Linked DNA regions of Mus musculus: region 1 is linked to region 2. Evidence: chromatin loops called from intact Hi-C (ENCODE). Cell type or tissue: heart. All regions are shown on one strand. Each heading gives the region's core, and the rest is flanking DNA. Links, peaks and the distances in the headings are about the cores only. Region 1 overlaps Scarb2 (scavenger receptor class B, member 2). Region 2 holds the start of Stbd1 (starch binding domain 1).

What was found. Peaks named below come from ENCODE experiments on the same cell type or tissue, not always from the same donor. Only the 100,000 strongest peaks of a DNase experiment are listed, where the experiment ranks them.
Region 1: a loop joins it to region 2, with 2.1 times the contacts of the local background. A loop is called at or near these places in 2 of 42 quality-filtered maps.

What each region holds. Positions count from the first base shown.
Region 1 is chr5:92,463,569-92,471,899 of GRCm38, reverse strand. The region is part of intron 2 of Scarb2 (scavenger receptor class B, member 2); the gene reads left to right. Among named protein-coding and RNA genes, the nearest start is that of Mir6415, 9.2 kb to the right of the region's middle. In heart, for the core only: no CTCF peak of the experiment used is centred there; no DNase peak of the experiment used is centred there; H3K27ac peaks cover 1,120 bases.
Region 2 is chr5:92,598,007-92,606,337 of GRCm38, reverse strand. Stbd1 (starch binding domain 1) reads right to left here and starts at 3,287. Exons shown (of 2, transcript NM_175096.3): 1 at 3,001-3,287; 2 at 1-1,456. The coding sequence starts at 3,229. The coding sequence ends at 669. In heart, for the core only: a CTCF peak has its summit at 3,176; DNase peaks (open chromatin) are centred at 1,327 and 3,277; H3K4me3 peaks cover 2,181 bases; H3K27ac peaks cover 1,954 bases; H3K27me3 peaks cover 843 bases.

The sequences.
Region 1 (8,331 bases), core at 83-8,082, 130 kb after region 2:
ACACCCCTGCTAGACCACAGCTCAGTTCTCACCACCATGCTTTAGTTGTCTGTGAGTCCCTCCAACACTGCCATGCTGGCATGCTGTAATGCCTCTCTTGAGAATGAGTACAAATCTGTCCCTTCCTCCTGAGACGTGTCCTGACCTGAAGTGCTCTCCCCATGGAAGTGTGCTCATTGCAGCAATCACGAAGGCGTGTTAGTAACTGTCTGTAGGGGCTGGTGATGTAGCTCAGGCAGTTGGGTGCTTGTCTTGCTTCAGATCCCAGTGCGTATAGAACCAGGATGTAGTGCATAGCTTTCTTCCTAGTACCAGGAAGCTGCAGGCAGGAGGGTCAAAGGATCAGGGTCATCCTGAAGTCCATAGAGAATTTGAGGTGCACCTTGGCCATCTGAGACCCACCTGAGAAGTGGGATAATGAGTACCCATGTCACGGGACATGCATGGTTCAGTGAGTAAATCGATTGCCATATAGGTATGAAGACCAGCGTTCAGATCCTCAGTGCCCACTCAAACACAGGGCAAGCATAGCGGCCTGTTTGTTATACTAGTGCTGGGAAGTGAGGGCAGGGATTCTCTGGAAAGAGCTGACTGACTAGTCTAGCAAGCTTTGAGTCCAAGTGAGAGACCCTGTGTCATCATGGTTTGAACATGCTTGGCTCAGGGAATGGCATTATTTAGAGGTGTGGCCTTGTTGGAGTAGGTGTGTCACTGTTGGTGTGGGCTTTAAGACCCTCATCCTAGCTGCCTAGAAGTCAGTCTTCTGCTAGCAGCCTTCAGATGAAAATGTACAACTCTCAGCTCCTCCTGCACCATGCCTGCCTAGAAACTGCCATGCTCCCATCTTGATGATAATGGATTGAACCTCTGAACCTGTAATCCAGCCCCAAATATATGTTGTCCTTGATAAGACTTGCCCTGGTCATGGTGTCTGTTCACAGCAGTAAAACCCTAACGAAGACACCCCGCCTTAATGTATAAGAGGAAGAGTAGTTGAGGAAGTTACCCAACATCAACCTCTGGGCTCTAGAAACACACACACACACACTCACACATATACTCCACACACGTACATACATACACACAAGCATAAACACATACACTTCACATATACGAACACATACACAGACCTATACTCCCCCCCTCAGACATACATTCCCAACACACAGACATAGACACATACATACACACACAGAGATATACACATAAAACACACACACATGTGAAAACACCCCCCCACACACACACAAAGTGGCTGTACATATCTGACTTCTTTTTTTATTAGATATTTTCTTTATATACATTTCAAATGCTATCTCGAAAATTCCCTATACCCTCCCTCCGCCCTGCTCCCCTACCCACTCACTCCCACTTCTTGGCCCTGGCATTCCCCAGGTACTGGGGTATACAAAGTTTGCAATTCCAAGGGCCTCTCTTCCCAGTGATGGCCGAGTAGGCCATCTTCTGCTACAAATGCAGCTAGAGATACGATCTCTGGGGGTACTGGTTAGTTCATATTGTTGTTCCACCTATAGGGTTGCAGACCCCTTCAGCTCCTTGGGTGCTTTCTCTAGCTTCTCCACTGGGGGCCCTGTGTTCCATCTTATAGATGGACTTCTTGATATACTGATATCTGACTTCTTGATATACTGGAAGGCCAGTGTGGACCCAGAGCGGTGGGGTGGGGTGCACAGGGAGGTCCTTTCATCTTGAGCATCCAGCACCTGTTAGCACGATTAGAAGAAGTGAGTGACATGGTCCCAACTGTGGTTTAGAACCGATAGGATATAAGTAGAGGAACTGATTAGTGAGTAGCTCAGCTGGAATGGCAGGACTCAGTCAGGGAAAGCCAAGAATAGATTGGAGAAGGACCAGGCTCTGTGAATGGATGGCTGTTATAGACGCCACAAATGCAGGTTGGCTGGGCGCCCTGAGATCTGGGTTTGTAGATAAACCTAACCTTACAGGGAGCCATCAAACTTCTTGGTGGAGCCTGTTTTGCCTGTGTCTGCTTTCTGACATCTTCAAGTGGGTCCGGTGCCACTTGCGACTTGATTGTGCTATTCTGGGGGCTGACGCCGAACATACCGTAGTACCCGTAGCAGTGTTTGGCAGTTCAGTGAGCTCCTACTGGTCTGTTCGTGGTGTAGACCAGGCTGGCCTCTAACACACAGAGATCTGTCTGCTTCTGTCTCCCAAGTGCTAGGATTAAAGGCGTGAACTGGTACTCCCAGCCAAGTCAGCTGACTCTTAGCCACGGTGTGCCAGGCCACCTGGGGTGCAGTGAAGGAGGACATGGTGACACTGCCACTGTTCATTGTGGAGGGAATAGATGGAGAATAGAGGAAGGAAGGCTTCTGGGAAGTCGAGGCCTGGCTCATCTGACAGTTTTCAGTGGGTTCGTTGCCCCAAGAGCTAGCAGTGTTGTATATAGAGTTTGGATGTTCCTGGGAGACAAGGCAGGTCCATGTATGAAGAACCAGTCTGACCGGTCCAGTGCGCATCTGAGTTTTTGGAAGCCCGAGGTTGAGTGGCCAGAACCAACTTGCCCCAGGAGCCTTCTGCTCAGTGAAGCCTTTGATTGAGACTTCTATAGATTTATGAGAGCCTTGGCAGACTTACTGTTTTTATTCTATTACTCACTATTTCAGGAATCAGAACTGATTTGTCTACGGCCTGTTCAGTTGATCTTCATGCTTTCGTTACGTATTTATTAAATTTACCATATCCTCCTAAGAAGCCCTGTCCCTTGTTTTGTGTTCCTCAGATTTTCCTTCACATTGCTTCTTTCCATGGATGACTGCTTTGACAGCAGTAAGAAAAATGTGCGTGCTAAACCTTACGCGGGGTTTGTTCTTTTTGAGGGCGGCTCTCTCACTTAGCCTAGATAGAACCCACTAATTAGGCAAGGCTTCCTAGTCAGTGAGCCCAGAGCGTCCCAGCCCTGGGGTTATAAATGTGCGCCACCGCGGCCTACCTGCCTGCTTATGTGGGCTCAGGAAATTGAACTAAGGTCTTCATGCTTGCAAGGCAAGCACTTTCCTGATGGAGCTGTCTCCACAGCCCTCCTAACTTTTCTTATTTTTAAAATTTATTTTGATGTGTGTGTGTGTGTCTATGTAAGTGCAGGCAGAGGCTAGAAGAGGGCATCAAATGCCCCAGTGTCAGAGACACAGATAGTTGTGAGTCACATGACATAGATGCAGGAACCAAACTAGATCTAACACTGAGCCATCTCTGTAGTCCCTCTTTTACCATATTTTAGCTTTTTTTTAAAAAAAAAAAAAAAAAAAAGAAGAAGAAGAAGAAGAAGAAAAGAAAAGAAAGAAAACCTCACTCTCATGTTCATACTGTTTTGGGGAATGTAAATTAATGGCATTATGGAAAATATATGAAAGTTTCTTTTAAAAAACTAAAAATAGAGCCACCATGTGATTCATGCATCTTACCATTGGGCATCCATCCAAAGACAATGAGACTGGCTGGTTGAAGAGGTCTGTGCACTTACACGTTTACCGCAGAACAGTTCATGGTATCTCTTCTGGTATCTAAATGGCAGTCTCCTGTGCCCCAGTGTGTCTGAAGACAGGAGACAGGACATAGCATCCCCCGTCTCCAGAACCTGGCACAGGTGGCGATGCCGCACAGTAGTGACTGAGTGTCGTGTGTGCTGGGGGCTTCAGCGGAGCTTTATACTGGATGGTTTATTTCTCACAGCATCTCTGTGAGATAGGCACATGGTGGTCGCCACTTTACAGATGGAGAAACAAAGACAGAAGCCTCGGGGAGCAGGCTCACACTGCAGTCCCCCTAGAGAGGCGGAGGCAGAGGGATGGCTGAATGTTTTGCAAAGTGAGTCTCAGGCTAGCCAAGGCAACATTGTAAGGCCTTATCTTAGAAAAGATGAAGCCAAAGAAACCACGAGTGACTTTTTAGTCCCACAGCAAAGTATTAGTGTAGATAGGACTGAGCAAAAAACCTGAGTCAGATCTCACTGTACACCCCTATCTAGTGATCTGAGGTCACTGATATCAGCCACCAAGGTGATAGGTGATTTTTTTTGGGGAGGGGTATTTTGTTTTGTTTTCCAGACAGGGTTTCTCTGTGTAACCTTGGCTGTCCTGGAACTCACTCTGTAGACCAGGCTGGCCTCGAACTCAGTAATCAGCCTGCCTCTGCCTCCCAAGTGCTGGGATTAAAGGCATGTGCCACCACCGCCTGGCGATAGGTGATTTTCCATAGAGAGCTATGGGTGAACCCAAATGACTAACTCCTTTTGAGATGAACGTAATGACTAAAGGTCGAGGTGTTGCTTGCTTGCTTTCCTTTTGGTGTTGAAGATTGAGCCCAGTGCACGCTGGGAAAGTGCTCTTACAGCACTGAGAGGTGTCCCCATCACCTAACACATTGTACGAACCAATTTATCCAGCATACCAAAAAAGCTGGAAGCACAGCTGTTGATGTGGCCAGTGAATTAAAATTGTTCTTTTTCATTCTGTGTGTCCCTCCTTCCTATGGGATTCAGTAGTTCACAGGGAATAACTCAAACATTTCCTTCTTTTGTTTACTTTAGAGACAGTCTCGCCCTGCAGCCCAGGCTGACCTGGAATTCACTGTGTTTTCCAGGCTGACCTCAAAGTTACAACAATCTTACTTCAACTTCCCAAAGCCAGAGCCTGCAGGGGAAGTCACCATGTCAGGCTTCTTTCTTTCATTTCCTTCTTACTTTGTTTTGGTTTTGATGTTGTCTTTTTAAACAGAGCTTTGGTATATGCAAGCTGTGTGGTCCAAGCTGGTCTAAAACTTCTGGATTCTTAGGTTCAAGTAATCCTCCTGCTTCAGCCCCCCTGGTGCTGAGATTACATGTAATACCACCACACCAAGATTTTCATCCAACTCTCTTTTTCCTCCCCTCTCCATCCCTTCTCTCCTCCTGCTCTCCCCTTCCTTTCTTTCTGAGATGAGTCTGACAAAATAGCCAAGGATATCTTCTGGCCTCAGCACCTCCAGAGCGGGGACTACAAGTGTGGCTCCCACTCCTGGCGCGCTCTCTCTCTCTCTCCTCTCTCTCTCTCTCTCTCTCTCTCTCTCTGTTTCTGTCTGTCTGTTTTTCTGTCTCCATCTCTCTGTTTCTGTCTCTCACTCTTTCTCTTTCTTTTTTCCTTCCTTCCTTCCTTTCTTCCTTTTTTCTTTCTTTCCTTCTTTCCTTTCCCCTTTTAAAAATGCTTAGATGTACTGTAGTGTTAAGCATTAAACTATGGGGCTGGTGAGATGGCTCAATGGTTAGGAGCACTGACTGAACTTCTGAAGGTCCTGAGTTCAAATCCCAGAAACCACATGGTGGCTCACAACCATCTGTAATGAGATCTGATGCCTTCTTCTGATGTGTCTGAAGACAGCTACAGTGTAGTAAGATATAATAATAAATAAATCTTTAGGCCAGAGCAAGTGGGGCAGACCAGAGTGAGCAACCTTCATTCTCAGCAACCATCAGTAAAGCTACAGAGTATACCCATATACATAAAATAAATAAATAAATATTTTTTAAAAATTAAACTATAGTCTCAGATTATTATTGTCTATTGAAGAACAGGGCAGTTGTACCAGGCAGTTGGAAATACAGTCCCTTGATTCCTTGTCTACGCCCAAGATGGCTTTTGTTTCTGTTTTAAGCGGTTGTCTGTGTTTCTAGATAGTTCTCAGGTCTTCTCTAATGTGGCTGACAGTAATCTGACCACTTCTTGTTGTCTGTCTCTTGTTTCCCAGCAACTTCACTGTGTCTAGTTGGCTGCTGTTGATCAGCTGGTAGCTGGCATTCGTTCATGTATATGTGCATGAGAATGTATGCTGCTAACCAGGTTTACTGGTATTGTCATAAAAATCCCTCTCCTTGTCTGTCTGTCTGTCTGAGCATTGCCAGAGGGGGAGGGAAATGGTTTTGTTTGTTTGGTTTGGGTTTTATTTTTGGCTGATCATGCTGTTTTGAGAGGAAAGCTTCCCTCTTCTTCTCTTTCTCTCCCTCTCTCCTTCTCTCCCTCAGCAGAGGAGGAAGCCATGTCTTACTGGTTTATTTCCCATGTACAGCTCTCTGTAAAGGCCAGGAGTCAATGATGATTTAGGATGGTGGAGGACTCCAAGTAGCTGAGGGAAGTCACGAGGTCAGCTGTGAGTAGTCTGACGGAGTCAGTGTCCCAATGGGGACACTATGGGAAAACCTTGGCTTTGACTGTTGAACTTCATTAAGAAACCACGTCAGGTTACAGGCCTAAATTGATTGCCATCTCTGTCCTCAATTCACCCTTAGGTTTCCACACCGTAAGGAAGTTCTTAAAAGTCATCTCCTCAGTCAGTATTCTCTACGTAAGCTTAAGTGGAGCAGGCCTTAGGCTTGGGAGTGATCGGGCCTTTAGGTTCATGAACTAAGACTTGGGGGAAGAAAACAAATGAGCAAAATAGGCTCTGTGAAGACCCTGATTTTGACATTAGGAGACTTGACCACATTGGCCAATGGACCCATCTGAGTGGCAGGCGCTGCTCCCTGAACCAGCTTCCTCTGCTTTCAAATTGGTGCCCACCTGGGCCACCTGTTCTGATTCCTCAGTGGGATATCAATTACTGTGGGTACGCCGTAATCATTATCACTGGTCCCTGCAGAAGGTCTGTCCTCGAACTCAGTGTGGGGACACTCAGGAGAGGACCTGAGGGATCCGAGCCTTCTGTGTTGGGGCCAGCTTTGGCTGAGCAAGTGTGTGTCTCAGAAACTTCCACTCCTTCATCGTCTAATAATCACTTTGAATTAACTTCTGTGACTATGAATGAGGTCAGGTGACCCAGGCTTTAAACCCGTCTGGTCCCCAAATTGTTTTCTTATTCACAACGACTAGGGTATAATTTCTAGAGGAGGGATGTTTGATCTCAAGCAAGGTACCTGTGCTCAGTGGGACTCGGGAGAGCCTGCTTGAAGACTGTAAAGTAGTTTAATAGAGATAAAAGGGGCAGTGTAAGAGGCGGGGCAGGTTTAAAGATCCATGCTACCAAGCCAGGCAGTGGGACAAATCTGGAATCCCAGTACTTAGAAGGCTGAGGCAAGATTGCTGGTTCAAGGACAGCCTGGCTTAGGTAGTGAGCCCCTGCCTCAAAGCAGAAAAACCAAACCTAAAAAATAAGCTAAAGATCTAAGTCAAAGGAGTGTGTACTTCATCAGATCCCATGAGCTGCACCAGGAGGATGCTGGACCTCAAGGGGGTCCAGATTAAGAAGTCATAGGAACTGCTACACTCAGGCCCCCAGAACCCCAGGTAGTGGCCCAGGACAGAGAGGAAAGGAAATCGGGCTGCCACCAGAAGAAAGGGGCCCGAAATCAAGTGACAACACAAGTCACTGAAAACCTCTGAGGGTCAAACTGTTTGAACACAGCCACCTGTACCTGATACATTGTATATTCCTAGAAGACCTGCAGGTTTTTTTCTCATAATTATTTAAATCTGGCCTGTATTACAGGCATTCATTGGTTATACCCCACTGACGTTGTTAGTCACCTTTTAGGAAGTCTGACCTACAGGAAGCTGTGCACAGGTCAGATATTCATGGGTACTGTTATACACAGTATAACAGCTCGGTGCCTAGACCTATAGAACATTCAAAGACTTCTCTGTTCTCTCATGTGCCTGTTTATCACATGTGCCTTTGTTGATTATTATTTATTTATTTATTTATTTATTTATATAATTTTGTTTTTTTGAGACAGGGTTTCTCTGTGTAGCCCTGGCAGTTCTGGAACTCACTCTGTAGACCAGGCTGGCCTCAAACTCAGAAATCCACCTGCCTCTGCCTCCCAAGTGCTGGGATTAAAGGCGTTCGCCACCACTGCCTGGCTTTATTTTCTATTCTTATTGTAAATCTACAAAGTATGAGACACAGGGGGCTCACAGCTGTAATCCCTGTAATCCGAGTTCTCAGAAGGCAGAGGCAGGAGAGTCACTGAAAGTTTGAGGACAGTCTGGTCTATATAGTGAGTTCTAGGCCAGCCAGAACCACCTAGGAGGACCCTGTTTAAAAACAAAGACAAGAAAGAAAAAAACAAAACAAAACAAAAATTAAAAAAAAAAAAAGAAATAAAAACAAAGACAAAACCAATCCCAAACTAGAGAGAATTTAAGAGGAGTTAAGACAAGGTATTCAGGCTTCTGCCCCTGGCTTGTTTGTCATCTTACCGGAGGCTGCATGGCAATTCCTTCACAGTCTAAAGGATGTCACTCAGAAGTTTATAACTGAGTGCCTAAAGCAAGTACAGTTAGCAAACTTCACAGATGGGCGGCTGGACAAAACAAA
Region 2 (8,331 bases), core at 175-8,174:
GGGATGTACCAGACTCAGACCTGTTACTCCCAGTCCTCAAGGAGCCCTTCAAACCACCTCAGCATCTCACACCTCAATCCCTCATGCTCTGCTTCCTGGGTGACCACCTCTGAATAGGCTTTCAGCCACTAAGACAAAGGCGTACTTGCTAATGTCTCGCCTATCCTCAGCAGTTAAAATGGAATAAAAACTAACAGGAAGTCTAGAGTTTCACTCCGATCCTTACTGGTCACAGTTCCGTATGATGTAAACAGTGTTGCTTTAGCTGTGTTTGATGGGGCTTATTGTAGTCTTTCTAGTCTAAGAGCTGCTAAGGGCGCTCTACCTTGTACCCGTGCAGTTGCTTAGTTGCTCCTTGCCCATATGTAGTCCATACCTCAGGTGTACTACCCAAGATGCAACTACCCAGGATGATCAATTCCTCAAGTCCTGATGTGTCAGCACAAACCAGTCAATACAATAAGGGACAAGTGCCAGCTTACAGGAAGCATTATCTGCAGGCATACATCTTCCTACATTTTGGACAAAAGCCACACTAGCAAATCTGAAAGAGCCCTGATGGCTACAATTGGAATCACACCGCCTTTACTTTAAGCTATGCAGTGCGCTCTAAAGCCTTAGCCTTGTCCACATTCTGCTGCAGCCTCTTGGATGCTCTGAAAACTGAGTCAGTGAATCCCCCACCACCCATGAACCACTTTATCCTCATGGCCAGTCTGCAGGAATCTATTGCTGCATTCTTCCCAACGAGTAACTTCCTTATTCTCTACCAACACGAACTTCCACTCCACCACTGTGTCTGCAGGCAGGAAGACAGAATGAGACCAGAGCCCGTCTTTGCAGTAGTGGAGTGGGATGTATGTGTTCCATCTCCCAAGGCTCTCATGGTCTCCAGTCACTGCAATGAACTGCACATCGGTGTTTGTGGTGTAGTGCACCTGGAACTGGATGCTGACCTGTTGAGGTTTCAGAGATGCCACTTTCCCATCTACTTCCCAGCCTCTTCCTCCCACAAGACTGTTTGTGCTGTCGTCCATTCTCTGATTTAGACTTAACCTAGAAGCCTCAAGACTGCCACCCAAACCAACACTCCCCCAAGATGAGTGCCTAGACACCACTTCCCAGTCCTCGTGGCCTGCCTGGTCCTGACTGACTGCTTTAGCTCTGTCCACAAGCAGGCTGCTGGAGGGCAGCTTTGCGGCCACACTGCCAGCTACTTTGACAGCTGTTTCTTGTCCTTTGGGGAGTCTCCATTCTCCTCCATGAGATCCTGGGCTTTGATTTCTTGCCGCTTCAGAGTCGGCCCTGGAGTGTGTGTCTGGAATCTTCCCAACAGGAACAAACTCTCTGGCATTGACCCAGTCTGCTCCAACATTCTGCAGCCGCTGTGCTTCCGGCAGGTTACCAAGATCTTTGCTCTCAGAAATCAAATGTCCGTTGCTTTCTCGAAGATGCTCTAAGAAAGGAAAGGGCAGTAACATTAGGTGGTTCACAAAGGAAGACGCAGAAAACTTTTGCTCTTGTCTTTATTTCTATGTACAGTTCAAGGCTCTGTTTTAAAAAAAGCAAGTACCTATTTGAACATTCCCAACACTGCTCTAAGAGCACACATGTAGAGCCAACGATCAAAAGCACACTTGGGGAGTCTCAGCACACACCATGAGAGAGAATGAAGTGGCAAGTTGCAAAGTCTCCCACAGTCCAGACCATGTTGGCAGGTATCCAAAGTTAAGTCACTTGGCTCCTGTCATTTAAAGAAAAGAAGAAAAAAAAATGCTGTCCAAGGGTTGGGGCAGGAGCTTAGCACAAGGCCCAGCCTCACATGCTGGTGGCTTCTATAGAACAAAGGATTACATGGCTACCCTGCACCTGAGAGTACACCTGAACTCCCTGGCAGTGAATACAAGACGGGCCAGCTCCAGCTAACTGGAAAGCATAGCAGTCAGTGTGAAGAAAACCGAGAACAAGACTGAGTGGAGCTGGGGGGGGGGGGTGTGGTGGGGGTGGGGAGGGCTTGAGGGAAAAGTAATGTCTTCAACAAGCACAAGATTTTCCCATCCCACCCACCCTCCTTAATAAGTACATACAGTTATAAAAACTATTCTTAAAAGTATACTATCCAAGTTCTCTAAAACCCTGGCTTCATTCCTGGCGACCTCTCCTAGAAGCCTGACCGCCCTAAAACCATAAATCAGCAGGGGTTAGGAGAACTCTGCGCTACATGTTTGCCTCTTTTTAATGATGACCTTCAAAGTGAGATGTCAGCAAATATTACTCTGGAGTCCTAATTTTCTGAAGAACCTTTTATCAAAACCCAGCCGTGGGAAAGATTTTCACGTAGTAGCTACAAATGACCACCACTAAAAATAAGTTCTGCCAGGCAGCTGGGCAAAGGGCACAGGAGGTAAGGGTTTGTGCCAGTGCACACTGATTGCCTGATGCAGGGTCTCTAAAATGTAGATTTAAACTTAGGTGACAATTCTCATCAGAGTTCGATTCCCTAGTAGGCCACCACTTGTTCACACGCCAGCACAAAGCCTCAGCTACAGTGGCCTTCATGACCTAAGTCTAAGCTGAATTTTACTTTCCTGAAAAAGCTGCCCAGATAGTAGGAAGTGAGTGTTCATAAGCCCCAGATCTAAGGAGGGGTGTGGTATGTCAGCGACTGGGACTCAGAAGATGTCCCTCTCAGCTTCAGCAGGAACTGAAGAGTTGTGAGATGCCCCCCCCCCCCCAAGCCATCCTCGTACACTGCTCCAAGTGCGGCCAGGCGGAGGAGCCTGTGCCCGCTGAGGCGGCAGAAGCTGGGCGCGGCCTCTGGAGGACCCGCGTGGCCTCTCCAGGACAGGACAACCCCAGAACGCGATGAGGGCTGAAGAAGGTTCAGTCCGAGGTCGGGGAAGGTGGTCCACCAGAACCCACCCGCATGGCTCCAAGTGCCTTTCGTTTCCCCTTCCCCGGAGAACTTCAAAACAACTAGCTCGAGGGGAGGAAGAATACCTGCTTTGGAGACCAGCTCCCGATCGGAAGGTTCAGGGCTCAGGCCGCCACTGCCACCACCACCCGGACCGTCTCCCGGGGCCGCAGCCTCCCCAGGAGGTGCGCCCTTCTGCGGCGGCTCCGCAACCCCGTCTTTCCCCGGGGCCCCAGAGTCTCCCCGCAGCAGCCACAGGATGAGCGCTCCAGCTAGACCCCCGCCGACCAGCAGGGCTGACCAGACGGCGCCCATGGCTGAGAGAGGCTGAGGGAGACTACGAGCCCCAGTGCAGGGCTCCGCTCACCCGAACGGCCACACCCACCCCGCCCGCCCCATCCTTTTAAGGTTCTTGGCCGCCAGCCCAGCCTTCCACGGCCGCCGCGAATTTTCCTGGCCCCGCCTCCCGCCCCGCTCGCCCCGCCCCGCAACCCGGCTCTCGCCCACTCCCATCACCGCTGCCGGCCCTTCCACACCTGGTCCCGCTCCACTTTATCCCACGCCAGAAGAGCCCGGTTACGCACAGCTCCGAGCCAGGAGATGGGCGCCCGGAGCTCTGAGGCCGGAGAAGGCTCTCACTGGACGGTTAGCACAATTAGGGGTGGAGAGAGTAAGGATCGTGGGGAGGGCGCAGGGGCTTAGGGGAAGCTCCAATCCATCCCCAGCTTTCTCAAATCTCTACATAAAGGCCCACCACCTCCGCCAATCTTGTTCGCCTTTACCTCTGGGACCTCCTACACTCTTTTTTTTAAAAAAAGGTTCTAGACTAGCCTAGAAGTCTTTCCGTACCCCAGGCTGCCTCAAACTCGAAATTCTCTCCCGTTTCCAGTGGGGAGTTACAGGCTCTGGCGCTCTCTCTCTCTCTCTCTCTCTCTCTTCCTCTCTCTCTCTCTCTCTTCCTCTCTCTCTCTCTCTCTCTCTTCCTCTCTCTCTCTCTCTCTCTCTTCCTCTCTCTCTCTCTCTTCCTCTCTCTCTCTCTCTCTCTCTCTCTCTCTCTCTCTCTCTCTCTCTCTCTCGCCACGCGTGTTGCTGCACACCCACCCACCCAGCTGAACTGGATGTTGCCCAGACACGGAGCCCCTACAAGTAAATATTAATAAAGCAGCAACCCTTTATCAAAGCATCATATAGTCAAAGTGTTTTGTGTATGAACTTAAATTGGTCCTCACACAACAGAAATCCTGTGAAGGAAGGACCACACTGCTGTGCTGATGTGCACACTACTCAGGGTAAAGAGCCGGGTGTTTTACCTGGAGTCTTTCCTTTAAACACATACATCCTGTTGCTGAGGCCACAGCTGGAAAGTATATGCCTTGCAATTATTGCTAACATGGCTCCCTCTGGGAGGATCAATCACTCAACAGTGCACCTCGCTGGATCACTGAGATCACAAGAGATCACACATCTCCTGAGAGAGACTTCCTGGTGGGTTGCTCCTCTCTTGGCATAGGCTGCAACTGGTAGAGAGGTGGAGAACAGAGCAATACTGACTCCTGTTTTATTATTAAATTATTTAACTTTCAAATAGACTGTTGCTATACCTGTAGATCAGAGCATCACTCAGCCCTCCTCAGAGAAGCTGCTTCCTGCAGTAGAGGGGAACTAGCACAGAGACCCACAACTGGACCGTGTGGAGAGAGAGACTTTGGAGCTTTCAGTCCTAAATGGGATGACTTTTTTAAATTATCCCCTAAAGGCTCAGGGATCTAAGTGGAAGAGGAGGTGGATGGTGGAAGAAGGAAGCCAGGGGTAGTGGATAACTCCACCGAGACAGTGTCTGGCAGATACAACGGGACTCGAAACACTTACGCACTCACAGAGATTGTAACGACTTGAAAAACACCTGCAGAAGCCCAAACCAGAGAGAATCCCAGCACTGAAGGCAGTGGGGGGAGTGAGCACCAAGTCCCACCCCTGACCAAGAAGCCACTTGCAATTGCTGCCTGCTGGAAGGGGAAAATCCATTTTCTCCAATGGAGTCTCACTGGGTATATCAGCCACATTCTAGGAGTAGATGGTTGACACACACAAGCTCCAGGTTTCATTTGGGGATTTGTGTGTGTGTGTATACTTTTTGTTTTGTTTGATTTGGGGGTTTTTTTTTTTTGGTCTTATTAATTTTCTTTTTTTAAGTTTGTGTTTCTATATTCATTTTGGTTTTTGTTTGTTTGTTTGTTTGTTTGTTTTGTTGTTGTTTTTTTGTTTTGTTTTGTTTTTGAGAAGGGGGAGACATGAAGTTGGGTGGGTAAGAAGACAGGGAGGTTCTGGGATGAGCTGAAAGGGAGGAAAGAATATGATCAAAGTATACTTAAGATTAATTTAAAATTTTAAAGAATTTAAGATCCAAGCAAAGAAGTTACATAGATAGTCAGAAAAATGTAGATGACAGAGAGGTAGAAGAGGAGAGACACACAGATAATATAGAGAAGCATAATAAGAAGAGAAAGGATGGGTTGGAGAGATGGCTCAGCAGTTAAGAGCACCGACTGCTCTTCCAGAGGTCCCAACTTCAATTCCCAGCAACCACACGGTGGCTCACAACCATCTGTAATGGTGTCTGTCTTCTGGTGTGTCTGAAGAGTGTAATGGTGGTATACTCATATGTATAAAATAAATGAATAAATAAATCTTTTTTTTAATTTATATTTTTGTTTTTCAAGACAGGGTTTCTCTGTAGCCCTGGCTGTCCTGGAACTCACTTTGTAGACCAGGCTGGCCTCGAACTCAGAAATCTGCCTGCCTCTGCCTCCCAAGTACTGGAATTAAAGGCGTGCACCACCATGCCCAGCATAAATAAATCTTTAAAAAAAAAAAAAAAAAGAAGAGGAGAAAGGATGAGCTACCTGACAAACACATCCAATCAAACTCACTCAGGTGAAGACATCACTACAGCTATACTGAGTCACAAGCCCCTACATGATGCCTGTCTTCAAACTAGAGGCTAATAGAGCCAACTGCAACCATGTCAGACCTTCATGGAAGACTGCCCAATGACCCTGCATCTCACAGCAAAAGCCTGCCCTCCTGACCTCTCGGCCCCGCCCTCGCTGGCTCTTTCCATCCACAGTGGCTTTCTTAACTTATACAGATCCCCACGTGCCTTGCAAGCACTACAGACATAGAACGTGGTATGATCTTTGTCAACTCTATTTCATGTCTTTAATTAGAGATCTAACGGTGAACTTGGGTTCACCATATACAGTTTGGAATATCCAAACCATAGCGCATACCTTCCATTATAATCCAGTGAGCATAAACCCATGGTTTCCTTGAGTTCTGTGAATTCATGATTCCCAAAAAGAAGATAGGTAGGTGGATAGTCAGAAAGATATAGATGAAAGAAAATTAGAATGATGTTTCCTTGAATTCTAGCAAATCATGAAACCCAAGGAAATGGTTGTTGGATCCTGGAAGTTCATCAGCCAATAGAAGCAGAAAACTCATGAACTTGCGATTGATTGTTGAAATGGGGAGAATCTTAAACTGAGTTCTTTAACGTATGAGATCAAAACTGACTCGGGGTAGAGTGTCAGAACTGTGTTAAAAGGGAGGACATCGAGTTGATATCCTGTGAATTTAAGAATTGCTTAGTGTGCAAAACCTCTCCCTACTTACCAGCTCTCTCCCTGGAGAGAGGTGTTTAAGAGTGGGACAGAGTAAACCTCCCTTTCCACCACCCTCTGTGTTATTGGTTTCAGTGTCTGTACCCTGTTCGAACCTCATCTGAGTACCTCCGTCTATTTAGGCTCCACTGCACTCTGCAACTCTTCTTGGCTTAACCCTGCTCAAAGTCTTCCCTAAAGCTTGGCAGTGCTCCCCGCGGCTCAGAATTCCACTCAGAGCCTCCCCAGACCCCAGGGCCCAGAGGCTCTGGCTATACCAAATCCTGGTGGTGCCTAAACCGTGTTCACATTTCAACACATAACCTTTTAGAAGTATGTGAATTTGGATGCATGACATCATGGTTGCCTTCCGGGAATATTCCAGCATAGCAGACGAGCTGCTGGTTCCAACTCCTCTCTCTCCAAGCCCTGGCTCTCTGGGAATGTACCACAGCACCTGTGCGTTTCTGTCAAACTCTGCGCCTGTGTCTCCCTCCACATGACATTCTCCACAGGCAAACACCCTCTCTGCAGATCGGTCACGTTGGCGCCTCCCGGCCTCGGGTTTCATAGAGACATTTTCTAACTGCAACTGTTTGCAAACCTCTGACTCATCTTGGCACCTGGACGGACTCCAGGCTGAGCTACTTGGTAATGATGAAACCTTTAGAAATGGAGAATCTGCATTTCCCTGATGATTAAGGATGTTGAACATTTTTTCAGGTGCTTCTCAGCCATTCGGTATTCCTCAGGTGAGAATTCTTTGTTCAGCTCTGAGCCCCATTTTTAATGGGGTTATTTGATTTTCTGGAGTCCACCTTCTTGAGTTCTTTACATCCTTAATCATCAGGGAAATGCAAATCAAAACAACCCTGAGATTCCACCTCACTCCAGTCAGAATGGCTAAGATCAAAAATTCAGGTGACAGCAGATGCTGGCGAGGATATGGAGAAAGAAGAACACTCCTCCATTGTTGGTGGGATTGCAAGCTTGTACAACCACTCTGGAAATCAGTCTGGTGGTTCCTCAGAAAATTGGACATAGTACTACCGGAGGATCCCGCAATACCTCTCCTGGGCATATATCCAGAAGATGTCCCAACCGGTAAGAAGGACACATGCTCCACTATGTTCATAGCAGCCTTATTTATAATAGCCAGAAGCTGGAAAGAACCCAGATGCCCCTCAACAGAGGAATGGATACAGAAAATGTGGTACATTTACACAATGGAATACTACTCAGCTATTTAAAAAATGAATTTATGAAATTCCTAGGCAAATGGATGGACCTGGAGGGCATCATCCTGAGTGAGGTAACCCAATCACAAAGGAACTCACACAATATGTACTCACTGATAAGAAACTTAGGATACCCAAGATATAAGATACAACTGGCTAAATGCATGAAATTCAAGAAGAAGGAAAACCAAAGTGTGGACACTTTACCCCTTCCTAGAAATGGGAACAAAACACCCATGGAAGGAGTTACAGAGACAAAGTTTGGAGCTGTGACAAAAAGATGGACCATCTAGTGATTGCCATATGCAGGGGTCCATCCCATAATCAGCTTCCAAACGCTGACACCATTGCACACACTAGCAAAATTTTGCTGAAAGGACCCAGATATAGCTCTCTCTTGTGAGACTATGCCGGGGCCTAGCAAATACAGAAGTGGATGATCACAGTCAGCTATTGGATGGGTCACACGGCCCCCAATGCAGGAGCTAGAGATATTACCCAAGGAGCTAAAGGGAAC